Linked DNA regions of Homo sapiens: region 1 is linked to region 2. The links are chromatin loops, found by intact Hi-C in ENCODE. Cell type or tissue: Calu3. All regions are shown on one strand. Links, peaks and the distances in the headings refer to the core of each region. The heading gives the core; the rest is flanking DNA.

The links. Peaks named below come from ENCODE experiments on the same cell type or tissue, not always from the same donor. Only the 100,000 strongest peaks of a DNase experiment are listed, where the experiment ranks them.
Region 1: a loop joins it to region 2, with 2.1 times the contacts of the local background. A loop is called at or near these places in 7 of 110 quality-filtered maps.

The regions. Positions count from the first base shown.
Region 1 is chr12:75,709,296-75,715,592 of GRCh38, forward strand. The region is part of intron 1 of LOC105369844 (a long non-coding RNA gene); the gene reads right to left. Among named protein-coding and RNA genes, the nearest start is that of KRR1, 200 kb to the left of the region's middle. RefSeq lists an enhancer at 1,949-2,450. In Calu3, for the core only: no CTCF peak of the experiment used is centred there; a DNase peak (open chromatin) is centred at 3,126.
Region 2 is chr12:75,822,232-75,828,528 of GRCh38, forward strand. The region is part of intron 1 of LOC105369844 (a long non-coding RNA gene); the gene reads right to left. Among named protein-coding and RNA genes, the nearest start is that of PHLDA1-AS1, 210 kb to the right of the region's middle. In Calu3, for the core only: no CTCF peak of the experiment used is centred there; a DNase peak (open chromatin) is centred at 3,710.

The DNA.
Region 1 (6,297 bases), core at 1,396-5,395, 110 kb before region 2:
AAATTATATGGCCAATATATGGCAAAGCTGAAATTCAAACCTGAGCCTTTTTGACTTTGGAGTACCATGTTTTTTCATCTATAGCAAAATTATTATGCATCTTTTTAAAGGCAGGGGCAAAGAGGGAAGATAGAGGAAAGTCAGGAGGAAATTCTGGGTCTGTGTCTTTATGCTGGACAAGGATGAGCTTGATGTGTTAAAGAAAATAGCAGATTTCAGAACATTCATTATTTTGTTTTTCTACAGCCTTGAGTAGCTGAGTTGGAATCATCCCAGAATTAGGACCAAATTAAAGTTGAAATCACTGCACAGTTATTTCAATGGACAGGAGCACAGTGCTAATGAGGTCAGGGTCAGGACTCCAGACTGCCCGACTTTTCTCTGTTCTAGCGCCAAAATGCAGAGTTCCCCCTACACAGCCAACTCAGAAACTCACCCTGTTGGTCACAGGCAGGACCCACTAAGACAGCACAAGTCAGCACACTTGTTATTGCTGCCAGAAAAACAAGGTCCAAGCTTATGCCCTATGGCTGGTGGGTGAGAGCCACTAGCTTCATATTCCATTCAAAAGAGAGCCTTTTATATTGGCAGAGTAACAAACAACATGAACTTCATCTGTGGATTCTATCAGATGCAAAGTTGCTAGAATGGTTAATAAAACATCAGAGCTCATGAAGAAAACATAATTCTCTGTGCTGCCCCTGCAGGGATTCTAATCCTCTTTGTGCCCATTCTATTCCTGTAGGTGCACAGAGTTCCCTGCAAAGTGAACTTGATCCAGCTTGAGATACACAACAGAAGATGTAGGCCACCCAACCATAATATACAGCAGCACTAAAAAAAAAAAAAATGATTAGTATTTACTTCAAAAATATTGAGTTCAGAACAAATTGCATAAGATTTTGAATTTTTTTAAGTGACAGGTTACTTCAGAGAAGGACTTTTGAAAAAAGAAAAAGGAGCCAAGTCTTTAGATCTAGTAGAATGTCTATTAAATTGGAAATGTCTGTTTTCTTTTTAGTTTTCCCATTAATGAAAAGAGGTCAAGAGAACAATGTCTTCATAGAATGGAGGGTACAGCAGGGCATTAGCTTTTATTTTCATATGTTAATAAAAATCAGAATTGATATTTTTCAGAAAATTACAACAAAACAATGCAGCAAATATACAAAACTGTTTTCCTGTTAGGAAGTGGAGCTAGCAAAGTAATGCATCTCTTTTGCAAGATTTCAGTTGGGGAACAAAAGCAGCTCTGTTTGCAGTTTATTTCCAGGTGATTGTAATTATACTGACTCAGTCTTTTGCCCTAGAAGAGGGCTGAAAATCTCTGAAAGAGACGACTGGCCTTCTAAGATTTTCTGACAATGGGTACAAGAAGAGTTCTGGGTTCTTTTTCACACTCAGGTTATATGAGGCCAGTGTCTTTAAACTAAAAAAAAAAAATAACAACTATTAGTTACCTGCACTGGAAATTACTGTTGAAGCTCTTAGGTTCTATAGCCTAAAACATACAGCCCTTACTTCCTGCCTTTCCTGCTTAACACATATATTATATTTGCACATGTACATTTATAGCCAACAGTTGATCTCCAAGGAGCTTGGTTGTCTAGTTAAGCATTCCCAATACTGATTGGACCGCACATCCTAACTTCCTGTCTTTGGCCCATCTTCCACTGTGGCATGGTTGTTCTAGCTATATTTTTCTACCTTGAGTTGCTGCCCAAGCAATGATAACTACTAATGCTGAAAAGAGTCATTGATTTCCTGTATATCCACAAGAATAGCTCTTGCCTACACAAAGGGAAGAAGGCACTAAGAAAGAAGGCACTAAGAATCTCTGATGGGCCAATAGTTCAGTCTAGCAATGGTGTGAATGTCCCAAAGTACATGAGACGTGTCTGTAGACATTAAGCACTGAGTTCAGTGAATTAGTCCCCTACTTACTAAAGAAACACACCCTGATTTAGGGATTGGCAAATGTATACCTGCTAAATATTTCCTCACTCAGATACTCTCTGCTGCCTAGAGGTCAGTTTGACAAATTTATTTGTGTATCGTGTGCATTTGACTCCTTACTCAAGGCTCACTGTCTGGGCCCACAGATTAATTACAGAGAAGCAAGTGATGGAACCAGTCAGGACCATAGTCTGTTGTTTTAATGTGAAAAGGGCAACCCCTCCTCCTGGAATGTGGAAACTGAAGTTCGCCCCATCACTAATTGAATCAAGCCAACCACTAGAGCTGAATTACCTGCTTACTAGAAAGCCTGGCTCTTCTAACTATGTGGAGAGGGAAAAGGAACCTGCTGTAACATCTCTGACCCAGTCTTATTTCACTGGGGAATAAGAAAGGTATTATTTGCAAAACTAAATGTTTAGAAGCTCGCTTTGAAATCAGTTAGGGAGTCTGGGTGCTGATGCATGCTCTGTTCAGAAGGAAAAACTAAGCAGGATGGACTGGAGGCCAAGCACTTCCTACCTATTTTTCCAAATGCCCTACTTTCTCACTCTGATTGTCCACCAAACCCCCCCGTTTCTTTTGTCTAGTCAACAAAAATAGAACTCAATGCCAAGATTAATGCCAGAAAAATAAAACTGGGAACAAAGGGAAGATAAAAGTTGGATTGTAGAACTTACATATTTGCCTACATATTCCACCCCCTCAATACTACAGTTATTTGTGTGTTGTAATAATATACCAGCTTCTCAAAATAGTTACTGTTATAAGTAGATAAATGTCATAAATTAGCCAGGTAATATGCAATTGGTTTTATTTTTAACACCAATAGACTTTGGCCAAAATTAATTAATGGGTTATTAATATCTCAGAGATTTTTCTTTAAATACATCAAGACAGCTTGCTAGATAATGATCAAAGCGGATACATTTATTGTGTGGGCTATTCCTTTGTATAAAGGACTAATAGGAAAGGCCAGAGAATTTCAAGTCACAATTCAATTCTAACTTTTGCTTAATTTATCTTTAGAGTTTGTGGTTAACTTCCCTTACAGTTTCAGCCTTTCTCTATGAGGATTTAACTGGAACCCTGTAATTTCTTTGTACTGTCATTTGTATTTCCTGTCTCAATAGCCTCACCTTGAAACTGGGCAAGTTCCCAAAGACATCATAAGTCAAAGTCAAGTTGAACTACTTTTCAAAGGCTTTTTTGGTGCCCTTTTCTAACCAGGGAACTTTTATTTACCTTGACTCATGGTTCCAGGAGCTTAGAAAAACCTTTGCTGCTGATTCTGCTAATACTCAATAACTCCTTTTCAAATTGCCTAAATGTTAAGTAAATGCCATCTATAATTAACTGAAAATTATCAAATGCCATATTTGTAGCACTTGATGCCTTTTTGACTTTTTTTAAGTTGATTTACAATGGCAAACAAAAAAAAAAAGCAGTACTTTTTTCTTTTTTAAAAAAAATCTGTAATATGCCACAGTTATCTGGCATAATTATGATATGAGTTACTCCAGTGATAGTTTCCTGATTTAGCAAGTTGACCACCTGAAGCTTCAAGAACTATAACAGGAAGAAATATGCAGAAGATTCTGGAGTCCATCTTTTCTACTTATTTGTTGAGTAACCCTCACCCCTTTAAGCTTTAGTTTTGGCATCTATAAAATAGAATCCACTTTGTGAACTATGAAAAACACCTGGCTCATAATAAACATGGATTACAAAATCATGTTATTATTACAGAGTTGTGTTCTACCTCTCCCACCAGATACTGGCCAGCCTTTAGAGTAGAAAACGCCTCATGCCTGTTGCTATAAGGACTGGTGAAGGAGCTGCCAGGCAGAAGCACTGCCGGTCATCTTTGCCTTTTTCATTGCTTGTTCCACTCTTCCACCATCAGTGGCCTTCTGCTCGCCATCCAGCGGCCTCTACCCTACCATCCTCAAAGCTTCTATTTTCCACTGGTTCTTTTTCCCCTTTTCTTCTTTCTTTTGCTTCTTTTTCCTGTTTTCCTTGGCTTCTTTGCATATACACATCACCAATTAGCATATCCTTTACCACCTTTTCCTTTTAATCAGAGAACTGACATTGGTTTTCAGTTCTTAAAAGCTTTCTTTCACCCCAGAACTTAAAGCATAATAAATAATAATTAAAGCATAATAAAAATAATTAAAGCATAATAAAGTAATTTAAAAATAATTAATTAAACAATAATTAAAGCATAATAAAGCATACTAATAAAATAGATTTAAAATTTTTAAAAAAAGAAAAGAGAAGCTTTTTAGCTTTCTTTCTACCACAATCACTCTTATCTCTCTTTCTATTCAGAACACTTGAGGGTGAAAGTAGACTTGATCACTACTTGCCTGAGGTTTTGCTATGTCTAATGCCAAAAGTCATAATCAAAGTCAGCTACTCATTTCTATCTTTTCCGCTTATTCTTCAACTCCATCTATCACATAACTGCTAAAAACATCAACAACTCTTTTGTGTATTAATGATGATTGCTACGTTCACTGAATGTTGAGGAGGTGCCAGTATCAAGCTGAGCATTTTAATTGTAATATTTCGTTTACTTTTCACCACAATCCCAGGAGATAATAATAATGGTGTTGGTGGAGGGGATGGTGATGATAACTCCCATTTCATAGAAAAATAATCTAAGGCTCATAGAGGTTATCCAGCTATTAAGTGATTAGGGGACAATAACTAATAAATCTTGCTTAAGAGTCTTAGCCCTTAACTCCATACTCTATACTTTTTCTTATAAATTTGTTAGTAAGAAGTCCTCTGGGCTGATTAAACTTTGAATCAAAGAATTCTCAACTGAGATCTCCTGTTTAAGAAAAACTTACAGTAACCATCTGAGAAAATGTGTATAAAAGTAAATAAAATCTGCCTTTCCCTTCCTATTGAACTCTGTCATCCATCTCCAGTTTAGAGACAACCACAAAAATCCAAGTAGGAGTTTATTTTAAAGATCCCACCTGTGGGTCACAAACCCCTGCGGCACTCTTGATTTACTGCAAAGAGTTCCCAAATCCATATGTACACCAAGCAGAGTACAAGTCTGTTTTCCAAGTAACTAAATAGAGGCTGTTGAGAGGAATAGTAGTACAAATGAATTTTTTAAATTTACTGATTTTATAATCATTTCATCACTTGTAATCATTTTCATTTCCTCTATCAAGGGATGACTAAAGTAAGTCAATTATCATATGAATACATGATAACTTATCTTAAAAGTATTTACACTCAGAAAATAGGTATCTAGATGTGATTAGATATGAGGCTTCCTTTGTTATTTTGAAAGGCAGAGTTGCCCAAGCAGCCTGAATTTATGTTGAGATCTCTACATTCTAACTTCAACTCATGCTTTGTGTGAATGGTATAGGTTAGTGGTAAAGAATGCTGGTGCTGAATCATAGCTCTGATACTGATGAACTGTGTGACCTTTGGCAATTTACTTAACTCCTCTGTTGTTTAGATCCCTCTTCTGTATGGGGAAAGTAATAACATCTACCTTTTATACATATTTTAAAAGGTTTTAAACATGACGTCCTTAGAATAGTCCCTGGCACAGAATAAGCTTTCAGTCAATGTTGGGTTTTTGTCTGGTGCTCTTAGTATTAATAGAAGCAAATCCAATCATTTGAAGGAATCACGGTCTGAATGGCAGGGTTACTCCCACTTTGGTTATGAGAAGAATGGTAGATTTAATCTAGCCCTGCCCCCTCCTTCCTTGGTGCTCCTAATTCCTCTTACTTGATTTCACATTTTTTTTCTTTTTTCATAACATTCACACTGTAATGTACTACATAATTTATTTATTGCTTATTAAGTACTCTGTACCCACCCCCTACCCCAGGTAGAACATAAGCTGTACAAGGGCAGAAATATCTGTTTTGTCCACTACTATATTCCAGACACAAAGAGCAGTGCATAGCACAGAGTAATTGCTCAATAAGTATTGGCTAAGAATGAATATAAGGATAATTTGTCAAATATCTTTCTCAAAATTTCCTACATATTTCATTTTTCTCCAGCCTTTTCACTGCCCTTTCAAGTCTGTTCTTCAATGAACAAGAAAAATAATATCAGGACTAATATTTTGGGGGCACTTCCTGAATTCCATGTAATGTACCCAGCATGAAAAACACGTCATCTCACTTAATCCTATGAAAACAGTTGAGCTTTAAACAACGCGGGTTTGAACTTGCAGGTCCACTTATAAATAGATCTTTTTCTGCCTCTACCACCCTTGAGACAGCAAGACCAACCCCTCCTTCTCCTCCTCTTTAGCCCACTCAACCTGAAAACAATGACGATAAAGAC
Region 2 (6,297 bases), core at 1,333-5,332:
AACCTCTAGATCATAAGAGAGAAACCCCAGGTGTCCTGATGACCCAGGTAGAAAGGAAGGTGACCCTTTCACATTCTTGCGTAGAACAGAGTAACTTATTGTAGGGGTCTACGAGGCAAGCGTGTCATGAAATTCCACATCCCTCTGTCTAGCACTCTGCATTTCTAGGCACCTAGCTCCACCTAGGCCTAGGAGACACACTGAGAAACTTGTAAGGACACATTTGAGACTTCTAGGATTGGCTGCCATTGGGCAAACATCCCACGTAGATGTCTCTGGGACTGGAGGAAATGACTGGCTCAAGTCCAATCCAAGTTATGGCTCCAGCCAAAGATTCTGGGGTGAGAGATGGGCTGGAATGCCAGGGCAAACAGGAATACTTAGAAGGGAATGAGACAGAAAGCTGAATGTATCTGTCATGTCTGGCAGCATGACATGGAGTATGGCAGGCATGTGTAAGGAGCAGACTGAGGAAGGAGCAAGGGTGGAGCAGACACGAAGATGAGAGCAAGGCTGTCTCTAGGCTTTCTCTGATAAATCTGCAGCAGCAAGAGCCTATAAGTGTCAGGGCTAGTTCACGACCACAATCCAGATGGGCTCTGAAACAGGTTTGAGCTGGGGTGGTTAGTAAAGGGCAGTAAATTCAGCTGGAAATACAAAGAAAATGGAACAAATGTCCTCTTTTATTTTAAATCTAATGACATAAAGTTCAAAGACAAATTTATAAAATTGATCATTTATTTAGCACACTCCATACACCAGATATTCTGCTAAGCTCACAACTTCATTCGATTATCCAACCGTCTCACCAGACAGATATGAAGACATTTTACAGAGAAGATGCTTATAGGGAGAAGCTCAAAGAGGTTAAGTAATTCCCTCTTCTTCCCTCTCCCCAAAATACTACCATATCTCTGTCTTCAAAGTCTGCCCAATGCCATAACACTGGTTTTCCTCATCAAGATATGACCTCCAGTTTTAATCTTTCCAATATTAACCTTTCTATTATCTGGCCACGTAATGCTGGAAAGGTCATTAAACTTCTTGAGGCCCCGGTTTCTTCATTTTTGCCAGAAAAAGATAGAACTCCATGATCTCCAAGATCTCCTCTGAAACTTGGGGTATCCAGCTCAGGCTTTGTCTCCACAATGTGATATTAGAAACACAGGGACACCTCAGGCTTGGGATGGGAAGGAACATTAACTACTAAAGAACCGTGGATAATTAAAAATCATCCACAAGCAATATGGAGTTCCTCATGTTCAACGATTAAGTGAATGAAGTTTGCATGTCCAGCAAAAACCCTACCCTGCTCTGCAATAAAATGTCCACCCAAGGGAGAAAGGAAAATCACATGATTTATAAATTGCCAGAAAAGGCATTCCTCTCATATTTCTTTAAAGTGTCCTGGTGTTATAATTAAGGAACTCAGTGGGGTGCCTCTGTTCACTATTAACCAAATGAATTCTGATGTGCTTGGATCAGGAAATGTGTGGTTTCACCACATTTCTGATTTTTAGTGTCCCTACTCTTCCCTCTTGATATTTCAAATCAACTGTGGCTTCCCTCAGCTTAGCTTTGATTATCCAATTTGAGCCTACTTGGTGAGCTCTTTATGAATAACCAACCAACTGCTCTGAATATGATTTTCCTTACCTAGAAAATAACCCTTCATATGCATATCTCTCCTTGTGTCCCTGAAAACCGAAAAGGATAAAAAGGGCATGCAATTCTGCATAAAGGGCTTGAGATTGAGCCAAGAAAATCAACTGATTGTAGGGCTTACAATAAGCCATGGCAACAATGAAATATTTTGAAATTTTCTTCTCTAAATTCTAAATAATTCGCCCAGGATGATCTAACTATATTGAAAAGAGCACTGAGTTTAGAATCAAATAGACCTGAGGGCAAATCTCAGCTCTGCAATTTACTAATATTTGACCCTGACCCTGAATGATCTATGGAATCACACCAAACCTCAAATTATTCATATGATAAGTGTCATCATTAATAGCCATTTCACCAAATTGTTGTGAAAATGCAATTAGTTTACTTGTGTTAAATCTTAGCATGATTCTGGTATAATCTTCCTTGTAAAAGTAACAGCCACCCTATATTAGATACCCAATATATGCCAGGCTCTGGGCTAAGAACTTCACATACATTAACTTCAGAGGTCACATCTAAACAACCCTGCAAGGAGAACCCTGTGTTATTAACTGTCTCTGAGAAGAGGAGATTGAGGTACAAAGAAGCAAAGCAACTGGTCCAAAGTCCCCCTGCCAGGCAAACAACCTTGGGATGGCTACTGCATCTTGTTATTTTTACAGGCATCAGCATAGATGTGAATCAGAAATGTGTGCTTTGAAATCTTCACTCTTCTGAAAAAATAATGAACCCAATTCAGAGAAAAAGTTCTCACCAATGAAGAAATAAAATTTTTGTAATGATATATACTTCAGGGAAGGAAGAAGGAAAACTCCACTTCATACACTTCCAGCTAAGTGGTACTTTGGCAGATAGTTTGACAGGGAGACAGTTAAAGGGATAAAAAGAGGCTCAACCATGGACTGTTGCCATGGGCATTCGGCTGGTACCCTGTGGTTACCCACATTTGCCTGGATCCATGCTTCTGCACTGGCCCAATCATGGGGCAGGTGGACTGCCTTTGCTTTTATGGGAAGCTTAGGAACTGTAGTTCCTAAGAGACATGTAGTTCCTCATGAGACAATCTTTGAAGACAACTTGGTGATCAGGAAGGAAAAATACTTTACTCATTGATATTTGAAATAGCCATAGTGCTTTCATGAGCTGAAAGCGATCTCAAGTAGGCAAGTTCACAGGTTTCTAGAGTTATCAGGCTTTCCACAGCTTTCAGAACATTAGATTCAACACTAAAACAATCTCACATAAAAATTTCTTTTGAAAACTTGAGGTCAATGAACTCCACTATGCCTCATATTCATGTCACCTTCAGTCACTGTCCTAAAGATAAGCCCCTGCAGTCATCTATTCTGTCCTTAACCACTAACACTAAACTAATATTTGGATCAGGGAGAAGCAAATGCCCACATCCCTTATTCACTCCTCAATCTTTCTGCTGTCTCCTCTAGAACTCCATTTCCTGATTATCAAAGTTTAGTGCATTTTCAACTTCCAGAAAGAAATCTTCCACCACTTCTTTGCTGAACCCAAACCTGGACCTCCCTCTGGGTGATCTTCTCTTCTACAGCCCTGTCTAGGTGCAGCTTTGGGTCTCTCAAGCCTCATTTGACATGGGGCTTGGAAGTGAAACAGTATTCTCATAGTTCTCTGTGCACTCTCAAATTCTTCTTCCCTTAATGAACAACCCCTGCACTCTGCAAGCTTATGCCTTCTAGTACACAATCCTAAATGCCTTTCTCTCACTACCATCAACCAACTCTCTCACATTCATCCCCAAATATTAAGAAGCCCCTGAGTCACACTGTCCTTTCCACCCCTAGTCTTACCATCATCCTGGGTGAATTCTGAGTCCGTGCACATACCCCATAAAATGCCTTGCCCCACAGTTCCTGGGCCTCCTCATTCCAATAACCTTCAATTCTACTCAAATTTTATTACCCACATGCATAACCACACCCTGAAGCTTGTCATCCCACAGAATTGCTTTACTAACGAAAATTTAATCTCTAATAAACCACAGCCTGACCACACAACCTACTTAAATTTCCTATTCTCTGTTAATTCCTTTAAACTTGTTTTTCAACTTCATTAAAAAAAAATGCTCTGACTCACTGCCCCGTGCTCCCATTTTCCCCAGTATGTGCCTTCCTGTCTTCACTTTCCTTCCCATCACGGCTTAAACCATCTCTTTAATCATTCACTTATGAATGATTTGAATTTTCTTGCTCCCTTTTGCTTCCTCCAAATGAGTCCACTACAATCCTGAATTTTTATCATTCCCACATCGGTCTTTCCCCCGATTCTACACTCAGGCAATGCAGGGAGAGAATTGTACAACATGCTTCTACAAATCCATGATCTGTATCCCTAGATATTACCACAATGATTTTCCTATATATCAATTGTTCCTTAACACCATCATTTCCTACGAAGGTTGCTTCAAATCTTTACTATATTCGAGTTACCCATCCCCTTATTCACAATAGATATCCTTACCTCAGTCTTCACCAAGAAAACAGAGCAATCAGGTAAAAATTCCCTTAACTTCCCATCCCTCTCCTCCCTCTACTCATACAACCGTGTCTTCATCAGCATCTTTTCTTACCTCCTTCCTACCCATCCCAGAGACAGCATCCTTTCTCTTATCTAAAACCAATACTCCAGCCCTAATCCCTTTGCCCCTTTTCTACTACTGGCCACCTGGGTTGTTGATGGAGCAGCTGGGAATGGGATGTGGGTACTCTGGCTTTAAGGTTTGGCACATTCTTATGAGCACATTTCAGCAGCACCAAAATTTCAAGAGAACTCACACTCGGGTATAAAGAAATGCAGAAATACCTTTGGTTATTGATCAGAAGAGTTCACAGAATAATGTTTGGTTCCCAGAGTGTTTGCTGTTCCAACATCAGGATGTGACCTGTATTAGTCTGTTCTCTCATTGCTGATAAAGACATACCCAAGACTGGGTAATTTATAAAGAAAAAGAGGTATAATGATCTCACCATTCCACGTGGCTGGGGAGGCCTCACAATCATGGTGGAAGGTGAAAGGCATGTCTTACATGGCAGCAGGCAAGAGAGAATGAGAACTAAGAGAAAGGGGAAACCCCGTATAAAGCCATCAGATCTCGAGAGATTTATTCACTACCATGAGAACAGTATGGGGGAAACCACCCCCATGATTCAATTATCTCCCACTGGGTCCCTCCCACAACTCATGGGAATTATGGGAGCTACAATTCAAGTTGAGATTTGTCTGGGGACACAGCCAAAACATATCATGACCCGTGATCCAGGATGTGATCACAGATGTGACATCTTACGGTCAAATTACCCATTTCCAAGTGCTTCTGAGATTGGAATGTATAGTTGGTCTCATAGAGAGAGACATAATTGCAAAGGGCCACTTTGGACATTACATAAACACTAGGAACTCACTATTTCTGGTGCCCCTTTCATTTATCCATCCCACTATCTGAATGGGGTGTGTGCTCATCGAGTTTGAATCAGTCCCATTGGCAGGTGACTCTAAGCCACTACTGCTGCAGTTGGCCTTCCCCATGTCAAATCATAAAGACTTTAGATCAGATGTCCTTCACTGACCCACAATCAGGACCAGGATATTTAGGTTTGTTTTCTTTGGTGCACATGGGCCTAAGACAGAGTCACTTTCAGCAGCTTCAGTTACTTGGGGCTCCTTTTCTCAAAAAACACTAAGGATGTGGAAGGATGCAGAGTGATGATAAATATAGATAATTATAAAAGCTGCAGAATGGAGAGTTGCTTTGTATATAAATATTCACACTTTTAAAGCCCATTTTTTAAGTTACCATATGCTTTGTTTACTGCTACTGTCATTTTTACTCCTTTATGCCAGCTAGACTGATACCACACATTTTCTGTAAACACACACAATTTGATATATCATGATTTCTGTGGTTGTGATAGTTTTGCAATTACCCAACTGATCCTGGCTCTGGATGATTTTCTTTAAGCACTAAACACCACCTTAAAGGAGAAAAAAAGCATAGAAATAGAGTTGGCTTTTCTAAATCCTCACCACTTAATTTTAGTTGTTCTCACAAATAAAAGTACAAAAAGTCTGACAGCTTTTCCCATATTATAACATGACAAACATGGACTTTTTAATGGGGTCTTTTTTTTCTTGTAAATTTATTAATTTCCCTATAGATGCTGGATATTAGAACCTTCATAGATGCTTATGATTATATTTTTGGCTTTACAGAATTCCACAGACATTGTAAGTAGAGCACATATTATTAAAACATATTATCTTTCTTTAGAACATTTAGTAATCTTTGAATTAATTAATGAGATTTTGTTTCATGGTACACTTAAATCCCCTCACCCAAAATAATATCAACAAGATCTTAGCACACTTGGCACACTTAAACCTCCCATCCAAAATAATATCAATAAGAACTATCATTCATTGCATGCTTATTATTATTAAGCTGTCTGTTAAGCATCGTAGTTTTTTTTTTTCTAACTATATGAAATGGCTTTATTAGTTCCATTTTTACTGAAGAGGAAACTGAAGCTAATAGAGATCAAACACCTTTTCTAATTTCACAATTAGTAAATGGTGGTGCTGAACTTGAAGCAAAGCCTA